Linked DNA regions of Mus musculus: region 2 is linked to region 1. The links are chromatin loops, found by intact Hi-C in ENCODE. Cell type or tissue: heart. All regions are shown on one strand.

What was found. Hi-C counts contacts between places; a loop is a spot of excess contacts. Peaks named below come from ENCODE experiments on the same cell type or tissue, not always from the same donor. Only the 100,000 strongest peaks of a DNase experiment are listed, where the experiment ranks them.
Region 2: a loop joins it to region 1, with 5 times the contacts of the local background. A loop is called at or near these places in 12 of 42 quality-filtered maps.

The regions. Positions count from the first base shown.
Region 1 is chr7:135,483,637-135,491,636 of GRCm38, reverse strand. Gm36356 (predicted gene, 36356) reads right to left here and starts at 5,716. Exons shown (of 8, transcript NR_166608.1): 1 at 5,474-5,716; 2 at 4,595-4,925; 3 at 3,141-3,308; 4 at 1,892-2,014; 5 at 1,282-1,678; 6 at 772-913; 7 at 224-450. In heart, CTCF peaks have their summits at 3,265 (motif pointing left) and 3,990 (motif pointing right); no DNase peak of the experiment used is centred here; H3K27me3 peaks cover 2,983 bases.
Region 2 is chr7:133,853,042-133,861,041 of GRCm38, reverse strand. It overlaps Fank1 (fibronectin type 3 and ankyrin repeat domains 1), which reads right to left. Exons shown (of 11, transcript NM_025850.2): 2 at 7,699-7,876. Among named protein-coding and RNA genes, the nearest start is that of Gm51500, 77 kb to the left of the region's middle. In heart, a CTCF peak has its summit at 4,524 (motif pointing left); a DNase peak (open chromatin) is centred at 4,511.

The sequences.
Region 1 (8,000 bases):
GTTGACAGCTGTGACTGCAGATAATTGCTTTTTTGTTTTGGGGTTTTTTTGTTTGTTTGTTTGTTTTTGAGACAGGGTTTCTCTGTATAGCCCTGGCTGTCCTGGAACTCACTTTGTAGACTAGGCTGGCCTCGAACTCAGAAGTCCACCTGCCTCTGCCTAGATAATTGCTTCTTTGATAATAACTTTCTTGGATAACGTAGCTGCCTAGCTGAGGACTCACCAAGCTGCATACTCTAAACAGGCGGGCTCAGTGCAGGGTAATCGTAACATGATAAACGCTGGCTGCTGTTGCTTTTTTGTTGTTTTGCTTTTTTTGTTGGTTTGCTTGCTTGTTTTCTTTAGTTTGCTCTTTGGCCTGTTGAGACAAGATGCCTCTCATTCTGTTGTCCGAACTGTCTTCAAATTTGTAATCTTCCTGCCTCATCCTGGAAACGGAACCGAGATCCCCTAGAAGAGCAGTAGCCCCTTTAACCACCAAGCCATCTTTTCAGCTCCCCTACCCAGATAAATCTTTTCAGAGCCATGTTTCCAGCATTTTCCAGTGCACGGTGCAATTAGTGTTATGTTCCGTTCACATCGTGAACATATTTATTCTAATTTTTTTAGTTTTCAGTACTGAGGCTTGAACCCACGACCTGACACACACAAAGCAACTATTCAGCCACATGCCCCATCCCCAGTCTTCCTCCAGTATTTTCTACATGAAAGAAATGGATGGGAATGTGGAAGTCCAGCCTCCACTCTTCCCCTGCATCCTTCCTTTCTCACCACCGCAGCCATGATCGTGAATCTCCCTGCAGTTTGTCATTAGCGGCTGTTCCCGAGGTTCTGAGAGTCTGCATTGCATTTCTTCATTAGCCACCGGGTGAGTTCCTTTTTTCCAGGCTGCAGTGTTACTGTAACAGATGAGCTAACCCAAGCACAGAAAGGTCAAAATCGATTCACCCAAGGTTTCAAAGCCGAGTGAAGCCCAGCTGCCCTAGCTGGATGCTGCTGTTCAGTTCTGAGTTCACATTTTCATTTCCTGTTTCCCTGCAAGCCTCTTTGGCTAAGCTCACGAATAATCACATTAATCTGCTTCTAGGAAAATACTTTGTGGGTGACACTAACAGTGAGGAGGGGACATGCAGGAATCTAGGAGCCTCATGTTTTCGAGGAGGTGCTTTCATAGCTGCTGTGTAATTTTATAATTCCTTTTCCCAGAGGTAAAGTATTAAAATCCCAACCCACGCAATGAGATGACCCAGATTGCTCAGTGAGAGCACAACTGCTCCTTACCTCCCAGGCCTGCAGATGTCACTCCTCCACCACCACACCTGAACAGTCGCTGCTCTGCTAGCCAAGGACAGCCACCAGAGAGGGCCAAGAGGCTGATCCTCCATCGCAGTAGGAAATAGACATGACTCAGAGATAAAACATTTGCCACAAAACCAAAGATGAGTACAACAGACTGATGGATTATTCCAGAGGTCCACTGTTAGGGGTCTCAGGCTCCTCCCATTCCTTCCTCTACGTACCCTAAAGATTGTGCTGCTGAACCCCAAGACAAGCAGCTACGTCCATTGACTCCTCTTGAGTGAGCCCCGGGTGTCTTCAGGGCACTTGTTGCAAACGGTCTCCTAAGCATACCAGCCATCACCATCTTCATCAGAAGCAGCTGTGACTATTCATGGCCCTTTGCAAAAGGAGGGGGTGGGGGAATCCCGGGACTGTCATCTGAGATCTCAGTCACCTCCCTACCCTGCCACCTGCTTATAATCCTGCCCAAATCACATGTAACCTCAGGAGATGCTAGAACATATAGAGAGTGGAAAGTTGGCTGAAGAGGGGAGAGACTCCATCTATACAGTCATAGGGAAGTCAGTGTCCAAGCTAGGGTGAGACTTACCAGCAATGCAGCTGCTCTGGGGTCACCTACTGTATTGGCTGGTTTTGTGTGTCAACTTGACACAAGCTGGAGTTGTCACAGAGAAAGGAGCTTCAGTTGTGGGAATGCCTCCATGAGATCCAGCTGAAAGGCATTGTCTCAATTAGCGATCAAGGGTGGGAGGGCCTATTGTGGGTAGTGCCATCCCTGGGCTGGCAGTCTTGGGTTCTATAAGAAAGCAAGCTGAGCAAGCCCAGGGGAAGCAAGCCAGTAAGTAACATCCCTCCATGGCCTCTGCATCAGCTCCTGCTTCCTGACCTGCCTGAGTTCCAATCCTGACTTCCTTTGGTGATGAACAGCAATGCGGAAAGTGTAAGCTTCCACTTGCTTCTTGGTCACATCTTTTGTGCAGGAATAGGAACCCTGACTAAGACACCTACATTCCTTAATTAGACCCTCAACTGTGCTAAATAAGGTCAATGAGTTATTGCCTCACAAGTTGGATTTGGGTGGAGTTGTGCTCTGGTCTGTCATTGGTACCTTGCCTCCCCAAGATTGGCCTATAGGCAAGTCTAAGAGTAAATTTTCTTGGCTTATGTTCATGTGGGAGGGTCTAGCCCACTGTTCGTGGTGCCATCTCTGGACTGATGGTCTTGGGTTGAATAATAAAGCAGGCTGAGCTAGCCACAAGGAACAAGCAAGGGAGCAGCACACTTGGGTGGCTCCTGCTCCTGCTCCTGCTTCCAGGTTCCTGTCTTGCGGTCCTGCCCCCCTTCCCCCTTCATGATAGTCTGTAACTGATGAAATAAAGCCTTTCTTCACCAAGTTGTTTTTCGTCGTGGTGTTTTATCACATAACAGAAAAGCCATCTAGGACAGTACCATATCTGGGGTGTGTGGACATTTGTTCACATTTACCCAGGAAAACTTCACTCAACAGACACCATTGGGAATGCAAAGGTGCTGGTGACTAGCTTTCAATATGAGATTTCTTACTGTCTGATGTTAACCTGGGAACTGCTGGAAGCCTGTCCGTCCTGGTGATAATTGACAGAGCTTTAAGGAACTATTGGCGTCTCTTCCAAGGAGAGAGTTGAGGATTGTCGGTGTCTGTACTCAACCAATGTCCATGGGCCCCAGTTCTTCTGGTTTCAGTTTCCTTATTTGTAAGCTAGACTTCTGTTGTAGGCTAGAGTTCAAAACACAGACCCCCCCGTCCCCCCTCCCCAAACACAGCCACTGTCCATGGTGTTCTCTGGAACCAGCCTTACTCAGCCATGTGTGCATTGCCAATAGTTGTTTCCATGTGCCAGAGAAGCACCTGAGAGATCAGATGTGAGAGATCAGATGGTCCAAGAGTGCCTGGGAGATGCCCGGGAGCACTGCCTCCTGGTGGCCACTTCAGGAACTGAGGAATGGTGAGTGAACCCAGCAATTACCTATGGAAATACAGTGTGCCTGGGCTGTATAGCCTGAGACCTGGAATAATGTTAAACACCCTTGTGATACTATGATTCATCCCGTGTGGCCTGCAGCACACTTGCATAGAGTCCTAGGCAGCCCGTTCTACGCCTCCCACTCCCCCACCCTTATTAACGACTTGAACACAATCTCTGCAGTACCACAACAGACCATCTGATCACCAAGACAGCTGCTCAGATAAGTACCAGCTGGAGAACACACACAGTGGGGATACACTGGATAGAGAGGCTAATGCGATTTCATCTTGCTATTTGAGCAATGTGCAATTTAAAACGCATGACCTGCTCATCCCTGTAATTTTTCCATTCTGTATTTACAGGGCACAAATGAGAAAGGGTATGTGAGCATGTGGAAAGCTAGCCCACCATGGATAAGGTGGGATCGCTGGACTCTCATCTCTTAGACACTGTTCCCATCATGAGTCTGGGTAGCTGCTTCTATTAGAATTGATTTTGAAATGTAGAGACTAGGTGGGTGATTTTCTGTGTGGATTTCACTTTGGGGTTTGCTGCAAACTTGCACATTGATTCTGGCAGATGAGGACACCCCTGGAGAGTCCACAGGGCCTCTCAGAGTTCACATTTCGGCTTGGAACTTGTCCCTCCCAAGAGGCAAAAGTGTGTTTCCAGGAGCTACCAGTAGAGAGCAGCAGAGGCCGTTAAATGCGTTGCTGCAGTTGGCAGAGAGCTCAGGGAGGGAATGGGTCATCCCCTGTTAAGTGGGTGATCTTCTGTGGTTTGGAGGTGCACTTCTCCAAGCAGCTTTGTCCATGAGGTTCCCTAAATTCTCACAGTCACCCTCACATGTGCACACCAGGAATCACCAGGTTAAAGGAGCGCTAATCCCATTCATTTGTGGGTTTTACGTGTATTCGTGCATGCAGGCCCTTCTGTTGATAGTGGCCCCCATAGTCATGTATTTTTTCTTAAATCCTTTTAAAAATCAAAGTCAATATGTTTTCATGGCTCCCAAGTATAGCAATCCCTCTGCCTTATGTATCTCCCATGCAACCCTGGGCTTCCCTCTCATGAAGCCTTCCCTCTAGTGGCCTCCTCGCTGTGTGTATGTACTTGGCATTCTGCCTGCGTGTCCAGGCACACACATCCCCACTGTGCAGACACTAGGAGGTCCTGGGGCCAAAGCCTTTTTACAGAGCACAGTGGACACACTGAAGACATTGCTTCCCACGAAGCCATGTCACCTCAGACTGACACACACTCTTCTAGGTGGCTTAAAGACTCACTTTGATGCAATGGCTCCTGAGTTCTGTGGGCTTGGCTTCACAGCCTTGGGTTGTCCTCGGCTACATTGCCTTGATCAATGCTCTATCAGCATCCGTTGATGGCTCATTCTGCTGATGCTGCCTGTCCTGTAACTTTCTCCCCACCTGAGGAGAAGTGGGGGAGAGGCAGGGTCTATTTCTTCTATTTCAGTGTGGTGTCTTCTGCCAGACACAGCCTCCTTTCAGCTTCACGCAGGGTCTTGGACATCTTCAAAGAGACTGACATCACCCGTCCTGCTGTGATGATGATCTGTAACTGCACGGGAGTACTGAACCAGGTCCTTCATAAGGTCTGCTAACAAAAGGCTTAGAAGGACGAGCCATTCCTCTCTCACTTCAGCTGCACCCCAATCACCGTGACACCCCCTCTTTTTCTGAAGCCACTCCCTCCCTGACCCCTTTACGCTATCTAAGGCAGACTCCAGGCTCTCTTGTCAAACCTCTAATTCCCCTCCTGCAATTGCTTCTTCCTTCCCAAGAGCATGTTGGTCTGACCCTGCTGCTCCAAAGGCCGCAGGAATCGTTGTTGCTGCTATTATGCTGACCTTGTCTGCCAGACTTCCAGCTTCTTAGTCCAGCCTCTCCCTAGTGGCTTGAGTCCCCCCCACCCACTTTTCCAATCCTAACACTACTATTCCTTTTAGGGCTCCTTTTCTCACCCTCCTATCCCGCCTCTACCGCTCTCCCAGGCTTCCTTTCTGTCTGCAGCGATGGTAGCCATCTCCATTCCATTGCCCAACCCACCAGCTGGCCAGCCAACATCCAGCCTTGAAGGCCTGAGATCGCCTCTGCTCTCCCTGGTCAGCTCCCAGAAAGCTGGTCCCCTTGCCAAGGCCTCACCTGTGCCATCTGGATAGAGAAGGGACAGGAAGTGGTCTCGACTCAGTGACACTTCACAGACTGCACCCCAGATTCTTGCAAAGCATCCTTGCGAGCTCTGAAGGCTTGGCAGTGAGCTTCTGTTGGGTTTGGCCTGCTCCCTTGGTCCCTCTTCCTCGGCATCCTTTGCTGTGAGCAACCACAGCGGGGCGCCACGAGATCTGCCAACCCCACCTCTGACTGCTTGCTGAGTAGCACTCTGTGCACAGGCCTTTGGAGGCCCTTTGAGTGGCAGCTGCCAAGCTTGCCCGCTGGCTGCTTCAGCTATCTGGATGAGTGGATTCTTTGCTCTCCCTGTGTAGAGCCGTTCCCAGCCAGAGCTCCCCTGCCCCCAAGGCAGCTGCTTCTAAATTGAGATGTAAAAGTTAATTGTTTTATTGGACTAAAAAGAAAAGAGCAGCGGCAGCAGGCCGGCAGGAAGGGCTGAGAGCTGTTGTTCGCTAATTTATTTTAAACTCAGTTTTAATTTGGTATTGACTGTCCAGTCCCGGGCTCTGGGGGGTGGGGGTGGAGGTGGGGGTGGGGGGCATCTGCCCGGGGTTCCTTGAGGCTGGTAGGCTAGAGGCAGCAGGCTCCTCGGGTTTGAAACTAATTTGTCTTTGAAAGGAAACACTCAGCAGGACACTCAAGAGGTTTCTAGAGTATAAGGTTTTGAAGGGTGGGTCTTTCCAGCTCTGAAAGGCTGCTGGGGTGAGGGCAGGTGGACTGGCTTACCTTCCTGTGGTAGAGACTGTTCCCATTTCTAGCAACCAGCTTCCTTCCAGGACCTGGGGTAGGATCTCCCTGGCTCCCTCCCACTCTTTGATGGGATTATAGGGACCCCAGGTACCACCCCCCATCCTTTGATGGGATTAAGGCGGTTTGGAAAGGATTCATCTCCTCTAATGAGCCCCAGCCTTCCCAGCCTTTGACGGACGTTCCTGGTGCTGCTCCAGGGGCAAACTTTTTGGAATAATCTCCCTCGGGCCTCTGCTGAGCTTCTTTTCAGGGAAGAGTGTTCACAGGTTTCTAGTTCTTGGCTTGATTGGTGCTGTCTCCAGCAAGAGGGTGGGGGTGGGGCACAGATCCACTTATTTTTGTCACTGGCCTTCTTCTGAGTCTCTAATTGTGCACACAGGTCTGATTAATGTGAAGTAGCATGTCACAGAGATTTTAGGGTAAAGCCTGGGTTTTGGAGCCCCACAAAGCGAGACTCATCCACGCACCCCAATACACTAAAGAAACAAATGGGAAAACAGAACAGATATTAACTGTGGCCATATTGGGAAGAGCAACAGATAAAGGGGCCCAGTGACCCCAGTCTATCTTGGGGTACTGACATGAACTCAGATAAAGAAATAATTGGGGGTGAGGGTGGACGTGGCAGGGACAGGAGACATGCTTTATTAAGCTGTCCAGGTCAAGGTGTGGGCTGTTTGATCGCGTTGTCTCTGTGTGATCCAGTATCATGACCAGAAGACCTTCTGGATGCTATTGTTTAAAGGATCAGTCTAATCCTCGGAGACGGCCTCTCTTCTGCTGAAGGTGTAGCCTTGCGGCTGTGGAGGCTGTGGATAGCTGTGCTCCTCTTGAGAGAATCGGTCTTGTGAGATCTGCCCCCCAACCCCCACCCGGAATCTAAGATGGCCTAAGGTTCAGGGCAACGACTTACTTCCTTGCCTTCAGCCTCGAAGGAAGGATGAGGCTGGCTAGGATGGACGTCTGTACTCTGAAATCTCAGCTGCAGATGGATTCACGGGGGCAGGTACTCTCCACTGCCCTTTGGGGTGTTGATGGGGTGGGTGGGGCAGGATAGGATCGCATTGCCCATCCCAAGGGTTGTTCAGCTTGGAACTGGCAAAGCCACCACTCACTTGTTTCTAGTGAGATCCTAGGCTTGATGTGCACAGAGGGTATCAGGTAGGGGCAGGCTCAGCCCTGACCCAGCCACCTGGGGTTCTTTACCACCATCACCCCCCCATTGTCTTCACCCAAGCATTTCTCCATATTTAAAAGGTTATGGGAAGAGAGTATGGCTATGTAAAGGATCAGTTTACCAGTAAACAGACCCCACAGGGACCAAGTGCTAATCTCTTTCTCCGGGGGCTCCTCGAGGGGAAAATATAGATTAGAAGACACCCAGAGCCTGCCTTTCGGCCCCAGCAGCCTGGAAATCCATTCTGCTTCCCTGCACATCTGGCTGCCAGCCCAGGCTGAGAGTGGAGTGGTCACTGTGAGAGAAGAAAGGAAGCTTCTCCAGAGAACAGCAGCTCAAACTCTTGTAGGCGCATGAGATGTCGTCAAATGACTAAGGGGCCGGTCTCCAGCCCCTAGGCTGCTCTTTCTCTCTGAGCCAGTGGGTTAAGCTCTTTTAACCCTGGGACCATGTCCTGGCTTGTTTTGAGTCCGCTGGTAGTGAGGTTTGCCTTATACAGTGCAACTCCTCCGGGTTTTAAGATTTTCTTAAGGGGCTGGAGAGAGAACTCAGAGGTTAAGAGCACTGTCTGCT
Region 2 (8,000 bases), 1.6 Mb after region 1:
GCTTTCTTTCGTCAGTACCTTTGACACAACTACCTTTGGAGACCTCATGCTCATATACCTAACCTCTCCCACATCCTCCCAGGAAAAAAAAAATCTCATTGGTTCATCAAGTGGCTCTTTGGTAAAATTGTTCTCATAGTGTGTTATTGGTTTGTTATCTAGAGTAAATAAACATTTGTTTATACTCCCCCCAAAAAAGTTTCACATAACACAGTGTTTGGTGCACAGCTGACAACACACATGTTCTTCAAAAGAAATAATCACACTAATCCATAAAATTCATATTCAGATGACAAAGTTTCACATTTGAACAATTATTGCACACGTGTGAGTTTCAAATAGAGTCTTCAAGTAGGTAGATACGGCTGACAAACTGATAGCTACTATATCTACAGCAAGCAAAATACTGCAGGGAACAGGCCTTAAGAAATCAAGCTAATGATGGTTTGCTGCTCAGAAGCAAATCAGTTTAGCTAGGAAGCCAGGCAATGCAGTACAAAACAACTCTAACATCTTACATCATAGGTAAGTTCACCTAGGAATGCTGATGGGCAACAGGAGTTAAGGTTTCTATGATAGAAGTCTAACTAGAGGCTAGCAGTGAAGAGCCCATGGCTCCAAGGGATGATGTCTGAACTCTGTAATCAGGAGCTTAGAAAATGAGAACCAGAAAACAGGACAGTGGCTAGAGGGCCAGAAAACAGGACAATGGCTAGCCTACTGCCCTGCTCTTGCCCTCTCAGAGGATGCTGGAACCAAAAGGTGCAGGGAGGTGACAGTTCTCTGCTATGAGAGAAGCTGAGGGGATGGCTCCGCTTTGGTGCACATTATAAGACAACAAGCCTTCAGAGGGGACAGGATCACATGTGGCTCCTGATCTGACTCAATTCTTAGCTTCACTCTACGACCAGACATCGTTACTGGGCTTTCAGTAGATCCCGGGTATCTCTGCTTCAATGCTGTATCTAACTAAATTTGGGCTTGTGCCTCAAAGGCTTGATCTTTGATGAGGAGACACACTATCTCCAGTTCTTTTTCTCTCTGCTTCACTTCATTCTTGCTTTCTTCCCTTCAAATACACTTCCCCACGGCTCCATGCATGCAAGCTTACCATTGTCTTCTGTCATTTCTCTCATCCTCAGCAGAGCTTCTGCAGAGGCCAGAGCCATACATTACCATTTGCAAACTGACTGTTCAAGGATGTTTGTGCTCAACGTAAATATTTACACATAAGTTCTGTCCTATGCAATTCAAACTTATCCCATGCCCGTTTCTTGCAAGGTGCTGGGTCAGGCAGCCCTGGATGAGCTCAAGACTGAGTTAAATCATTCAACATCCTGTGGACCCTGTCGCCTGGAGTCAGCATCGTGGCTGATAGAAGCTTGCCTGAACACATGCCTGCAGAATAAAGATGGGCCTCAGCCTCATTTATTCCTCTCCAGAGCCCACTAGAAAAGCAGTCTCTTCTCCAAGGTGTGGCATTAGAGGGGTGGCTCCAGAACAGAGCTTCTCTGACCCAGGGTGACACAGTAGCCTTCACCTTCCCATCCCTATCCCATCCAGAGCCTGAAGCCTGATTTTTCTCCTGAGCTTATTCCCCTGCGTGAGGAATGATGGGTGGAAGAAGGGAGGGTTGCATGGTGTCCTGCAGGGAAGGTCTCTCTGACGTCTACAACAGACAAGATGTATCAGAATGAAATGTAAGTTTCAAAGGACACCAGCCCCAGGATGAAAGGCTCGTGTGCCTTCAAGCAGAGTGCACATAGGATGAATCAGATTCAGGCATGGGAGGGAAGATGTCCCAGTGAGGTCCAGCTATATCACCCAGCTCCAAGTTTACCAAGACCCTTTCTCCTTGATGCTCATCCAAAATTGAGATTCCAGGAGAAATTAGTAACTTGAACCACCACAAAGTTACTTCAGGCACCAAAATCCAACAGAGCCAAAAAAAATAAATAATAACCTGATCATTGGACCTCTCTAACATCAGGCCCTGTTCCCTGCCCTCTGTTGGCAAAGTCAGCTCCATTCTGGTATCTTTACTTTGTACAGCCATCCCTCTTCACTCAAACAAACAAACAAACAAACAAACAAAAAAGGTGCACATTCAACAAGGCCATCCATCCATCAATGCAGAGGCACAGGTAAGAGTCTAACCCTGTGCCCTGGAATGGGAGGAAGGTGGCAGGAGAGGAGCTGGGTGATGCTGAGGTTGGGTGATGAGAAACCTGTAGCTTTCGCACAGGTGCAATGGGAGTCAGCCACTATGAGGAGTTCTAACTCCCTGCTATAGAGAGGCCGCATGGCAAGATGGAGCCCCTGGACAGTAGCCAGCAGTGATAGAGAGAAAGTCCAGGAAGCATCCTGCATGCCAGCTTCCAGCCATCAGAAGACTGCTGCGCCTGCCAAAGTGGAGCAGAAGCCAGTGCCATCACAGGCAGCTGGGAGACAGACAGACACACAGTTGGCTATACAGCCATATAAGATAATAAAGAATGGTTCTGATTGCATTAAAAAAAGTGTTTGAATTTTTAAAAAATCAGACAAGCATGAGAAACATAAATACACTCACCACAATGTGACCTCTCTAAACCAAGCAGAATAAATGTCCAGAAATACTACATGGGCTGAAAATTATAATCTAGAAAGTAAGGATGGCTCAGACTGGAGCAGGTGACTCTTAGGAATGGGTAGACTATATCGCTCAGTGAGCGTCCTCACTATGGTTTGGGTAGGGTTGGTCCCCTAAGGTATGGGTGGGCATGCCTGTGAGTGTGTGTGTGTGTGAGTGTGTGGTACGGTGTGGTGTGAGCACGTGTGCACATGCAAGTCTACACACAGTCTCCCTTGCCTGAGGGCATTCACTCACACCCTGTAGTTAATAGAGGTCTAGTACACTGGCAAACTTTAAGGTGTTCTGCTTTGGTTTTTGAGGTGAAGCCTTGGAAATCTGTCTAGGCTAGTCCCCATCTCCTGGCCTCAAGTGACCTCCTCTGTCTTGGCCTCCCAAGTACCTGGGATTACAGGCCTGAACCGGGATCCACTTGCAAATGCTTTAAATCTTTCACTAAAAGCATCCTGTGTCCAAACAGTTCACACACTCCTCCTCTGTCTCCCCCCTCAATTATGGCACAAGCTTCCTGATTAATCCTCTCTGCTGCCTACTGCCCCTCCTCCCACAGCCTCATCTCAGGCAGCCACAGTGGCCCTCATAGACCATGTAGACCCTGCCTCTTCTGGACGAACAACTTCACTTGCTCCCCCCAACCTCTTTCTAGTAAAAGCCAGTGCTCTCTGGATAAGTCACAGCCACACCTTTACCTCTTGCTACCTTGTCGACCTCATCAACACCCCCACCTGCTCACACCTCTTCTCCACATTCCTCCATGAGCTTTCCTGTTTGACACTGCTTTGGCCTGGAAAGTCCCCTTCAGTACCCCACACTTGCTTCAGGCCCTTAATCCTGGTCCCAGACCCCTAACCTGCCCCATTCTTTCTTCTTTAGGACCTAGCACCCCTGACACACTATACATTTTTACTTGCATGTCTCATTTAGCAGGTGTTTTTCTCAACATGAGGAATTCCTATCTGACTCCAGTGCCATATTTCTGGCTTTTGGGACACTGTTTGCAATGTCATGTGCACTCAGTAATACATGACATGACGTGAATAAAAAGCACAAGAGGGTGACAACTGTCACAGCAAGGAAGGGCAACAGTAAGACAGCAAGACAGTTGATGCAGAATATTACTCTGGCAGGACAAGGGCACAGAGAACAAGAAACACACAGAGAGGATGCCAAGGCATATTCAAAAGACAGGAAGTGCCTACATCAGAGACAGTTTGTGCTCAGAAAGAAGAGGTAATCAAGCAGGTGTGGACAAGCTGCACACACACACACATGCACCATGTATATCACACAAAGAAACAGACAACACAAATATGTGCATACATGCACATGAGTGCACACACACATACACACGGACAGCTTTAAAAGGGAACAACCTTCACAGTGGAACATGATTAAACAATACCCTAAGGAGTCAGACTGTATGGCAGCCTTCACCTTCCATGTAGAGAAGACCCACTTGAGATGATATGACAAATGAGAGTGAAAAAAACAAACAACAAGTCAACCTTCAGGTTAGAAAGAAGAGACAACGAGCAAAAAGACTCATCTCACTGGCAAATTCTGGGTAGTTCAGGGCGTGGGACACACAGGAACCAGACAGAAATAGAACAGAATACCCTGGCCTCAGGAAGGGGAGCAGAGGGGGAACCCACAAAACTAGGTAACTGTACTTCTGAGAAGTATAAGGGAAACCCAAGCCAAAGATCACTCCAGTGATACAGACTACAAAGTGCTGATGGACCAGAGCCAAACTGCCAGGGCATGAGGAAGCCCCAGTACCACCAGCCCAGCATGCAGTAGATAACCATCCTAGTAAAGAAGGCATTTGCCTTAATGATCTAATGAGGTGGAAGATGAATGAGGTTGAGGCTGCTGCAGTCCAAGCCTGCCACCTAGTGGTCAGATACATGCACACACTTTTCCAAGGGATAAAACCTTTCACTAAAAGGCCCTTGGAGCCAGGGTGTGCAGATGATGCCACCAGCTCTGGATGGCAGACCGCTATCCCAGACTGTTCTCTGGCCAGACCACAGCCAGGCTTCTGGGGCCAACTGAATGACGCAGACACTGTATCAGCTGGAGGCTGGTGCACGTGGCTGGTATCTGTCTAGATGAACCCTGGGCACTTGGTATCAAAGAAAGAAACAAGGAGAGAGAGGGAGAAGAAGGAGAAAAAGAAGAAGAAGAAGAACAACAACAACAACAACAACGAGGAGGAGGAGGAGGAGGAGGAGGAGGAGGAGGAGGAGGAGGAAGAAGAAGAAGAAGAAGAAGAAGAAGAAGAAGAAGAAGAAGAAGAAGAAGAAGAAGAAGGAAGAACAAGAAGAACAAGAACAAGAAGAAGAGAGAGAGAGGGAGAGAGAGAAGGAGAGAGAGGAGAGGGGAAGCAGAAGAGAGAGAGAGAGAAGAGAGGGGAGGCAGAGGGAGAAAGAATAGAGGAAGGAAAGAAAAAAGGAAGGAAAAGGGCAGGCCAAGAAGCAGCAGAAGCACATAGCCAGGACAGTTCCCCCATGCTCTGGCCAAGTCAGACAAGCAGAAGGCTGTCTTTTTCTCCCTCCATTAAAAAATACTTAAATATAATTAAAGATGAGAAGGATGGTTCAGTGGGTAAAAAGAGCATCAGGGCCTGAGTTCAGATCCTGGAGAGATGGCTCAGCGGTTAGGAGCACTGACAGCGGGTGGGAGTGGGTGGGTGGTTGGGGGAACACCCTCATAGAAGCAGGGAGAGGGGGGATAGGACAGGGGGCTTGGGGGAGGGGACCGGGGAAGGGGACAACATTTGAAATGTAAATAAAGAAAATATCCAATAAAAAAAATAAAAAAAAAGAGCACTAACTGCTCTTCCAGAGGTCCTAAGTTCAATTCCCAGCAACCATATGGTGGCTCACCACCACCTGTAATGGGCATCTGGTGCCATCTTCTGCTGTATCTGAAGAAGCGACAGTATACCCACATACATGAAATAAATAAATCTTTTTTTAAAAAAAGAAAGAAAGCTGGCTGTGATCCCACACACTTGCAACGCCAGCACTGGAGTGGGGAGAGATAGGAGGAGAGTTGGGGTTTGCTGTCCAGTCAATTTAGCAGGTGGTCATTGCCAGAGGGCAAGCTGGGTGTTAATGAAAGAACTTGTTTCAGTGGAATAGGGGCTAAATGAAAAAGCAGGGCACTCAACACACTCCTCTGGCCCCCATGGGTACCTATCCCTGCACATGCACATATACATGCACACACACATATGCACACACACAATACATTTTATATTATGTATATATGTGTTTAGAAGGAAATCACCTTCATAATAGAACATGTGACATGATTAAAGAAAATCTTGGGGATTTGATGGCTAATTTTTTTGTTTTTGTTTTTGTCAATTTTGATGTAAGCTAAAGTCATTTGGGAAGAGGGAACCTCAGTTGAGAACATGTTTGACCAGATATACCTATGGGAAAGTCTATAGGGCATTTTCTTGATTAATGATTGATATGGAAGAGCCCATGCCCATTGTGGGCGGTGCCAGTCCTGGGCAGGGGGTCCTGGAGTGTAAGAAACCAAGCTAAGCAAAGCATGGGGAGCAAGCCTGTAAGCAGCACTCCTCCATGACCTCTGCAACAGTTCCTGCCTCAGGTTCCTGCTCTGACTCCCCACCCCCACCCCCGCCCCCACCCCTGCCCCCGCCCCCACCCGTGATGGACTGTGGTGTGGAACTGTAAGCTGAAATAAACCTTTTCTCCACAAGTTGCTTTTGGTCATAGAAACCTAACTGAGTCAGGGATTCAAGGTCCAAAATTATTTTCATATGGTAACTATATTTCAGTTAATACTATTTTCATTTGAATACAGAGAAATGCTTCTCAAACATCAGGATATTATCGCTTAGCTAACAATTAAAGAGTGGGGTGCAGGGGAAAAAAAGACACTGGAGAGGGGAAAAGGGGACAGTGTGACATGAGATCAGACACACATCATCACCATCCAGGCTGTCCCACATCAGCACTTGGGTAGAATGCCTCTAGAGGAAAGGACAGACAAGTAGCTGACTAAACATTCTATGACCACATCATTGCCAGTCTTCTGTGTCCCAGGGCACCAGGGAAAGGTTGCGGGGTGGGGGGTGGGGGGCGGTGAGGCCTATGGGCTCTTCTGTGCTAAGCCTTGTAGAACCTACAATCAAGGTTAAGCGAGACCACACTTGCCTTTCTCTGGTATTTCTAAGTGTCAGGAAGAAGTGACTTTTGCAAAGAGCTGAGCGGCCAAAGGAAGTTACGGCAACGCTACCATGAAGACAAGGATTCCCCTTTGTGGCACTTTGTGTAAAAGCCATAACTGCGAGGGCCTGCAGCCTGCCAGCAGTGGTCTAGGAACTGTGTCAGAGTACTGCACAAGTCAGAAGCCTTGGCCATCTCCCATTATGCCTAAACATTGGTGGGGACACCAAAAAGAACAGGCCAGCGCAACTCTCATGGGCACCCACCCAAACAGGGAGCTGAGGTGAGGCTGCAGGCGGGGTGGGTGGACTGGCAAGCTTTGTGGCCTTTAGAGCAAGAAGGGAGTATAGGGGAGGGGGCTTCATCTAGGTGGGAAGGGTGGCCAAATAAATCAGAAGAAAATGCTAGGGACACTAACAAGCAAGGCCCTGATGTGGGGCGAGCCTGGCCTGGAGGCTGAGATAGAGGCCACTCTGAGTGGAAAGAGTTGAGAAGGGGCAACCGTGTCAGAAGAGATTAGAGCAGTCAGCTGGTGTGGACTAGAGGTGCTTCACCTGGCATCCACACAGAGGACAGTCCGATGGGGACCACAGCTCACTTCATCCTGCTACCTTGCCTTTCCATCTCTGCATTTTTGCCATAGGCAAATACACTAGCATCCTTCTGGAGTCAAAGAAGCTCTCAGTCATAGGGGGTTCGTTCCTGTGCTGACCACTAGTGCTCATTCCAAGAGTCCATCGGTTCAGCCCATAACTTCAGGGGAGCGTGGGGGGGGGGGTGTCTCGGTGACCTGGGAAACCAAACCATTCTATCGTGAGGAAAGCCAGATGAAGTGTAAGCAGGCATGCCTGCACCTACGTGTAAATGACACCGTAGCTGTGCATCTTGGGGTCCTCCTCCTCAATGGAGAACCGAAGCCACTGCTCCTGTGGTCCTTGCCGTTTCTCTTTCTGTTCCAGATCCCAGTACAATTCGATGCTGTGATGAGTCACCTTGCCCACAACAGGAGGATGCGGCTTTGAGAGTGGCACGACTTCTGAAAAGAGAGACATGGGGTTCAGGGACGTTTCCAGAAGACCGGAGCTGCCTGGTGGCCCAACACATCCAGCAACAACAACTGTGGACCACACTGGTCCACTGAAATTCACCATGACCCTTCC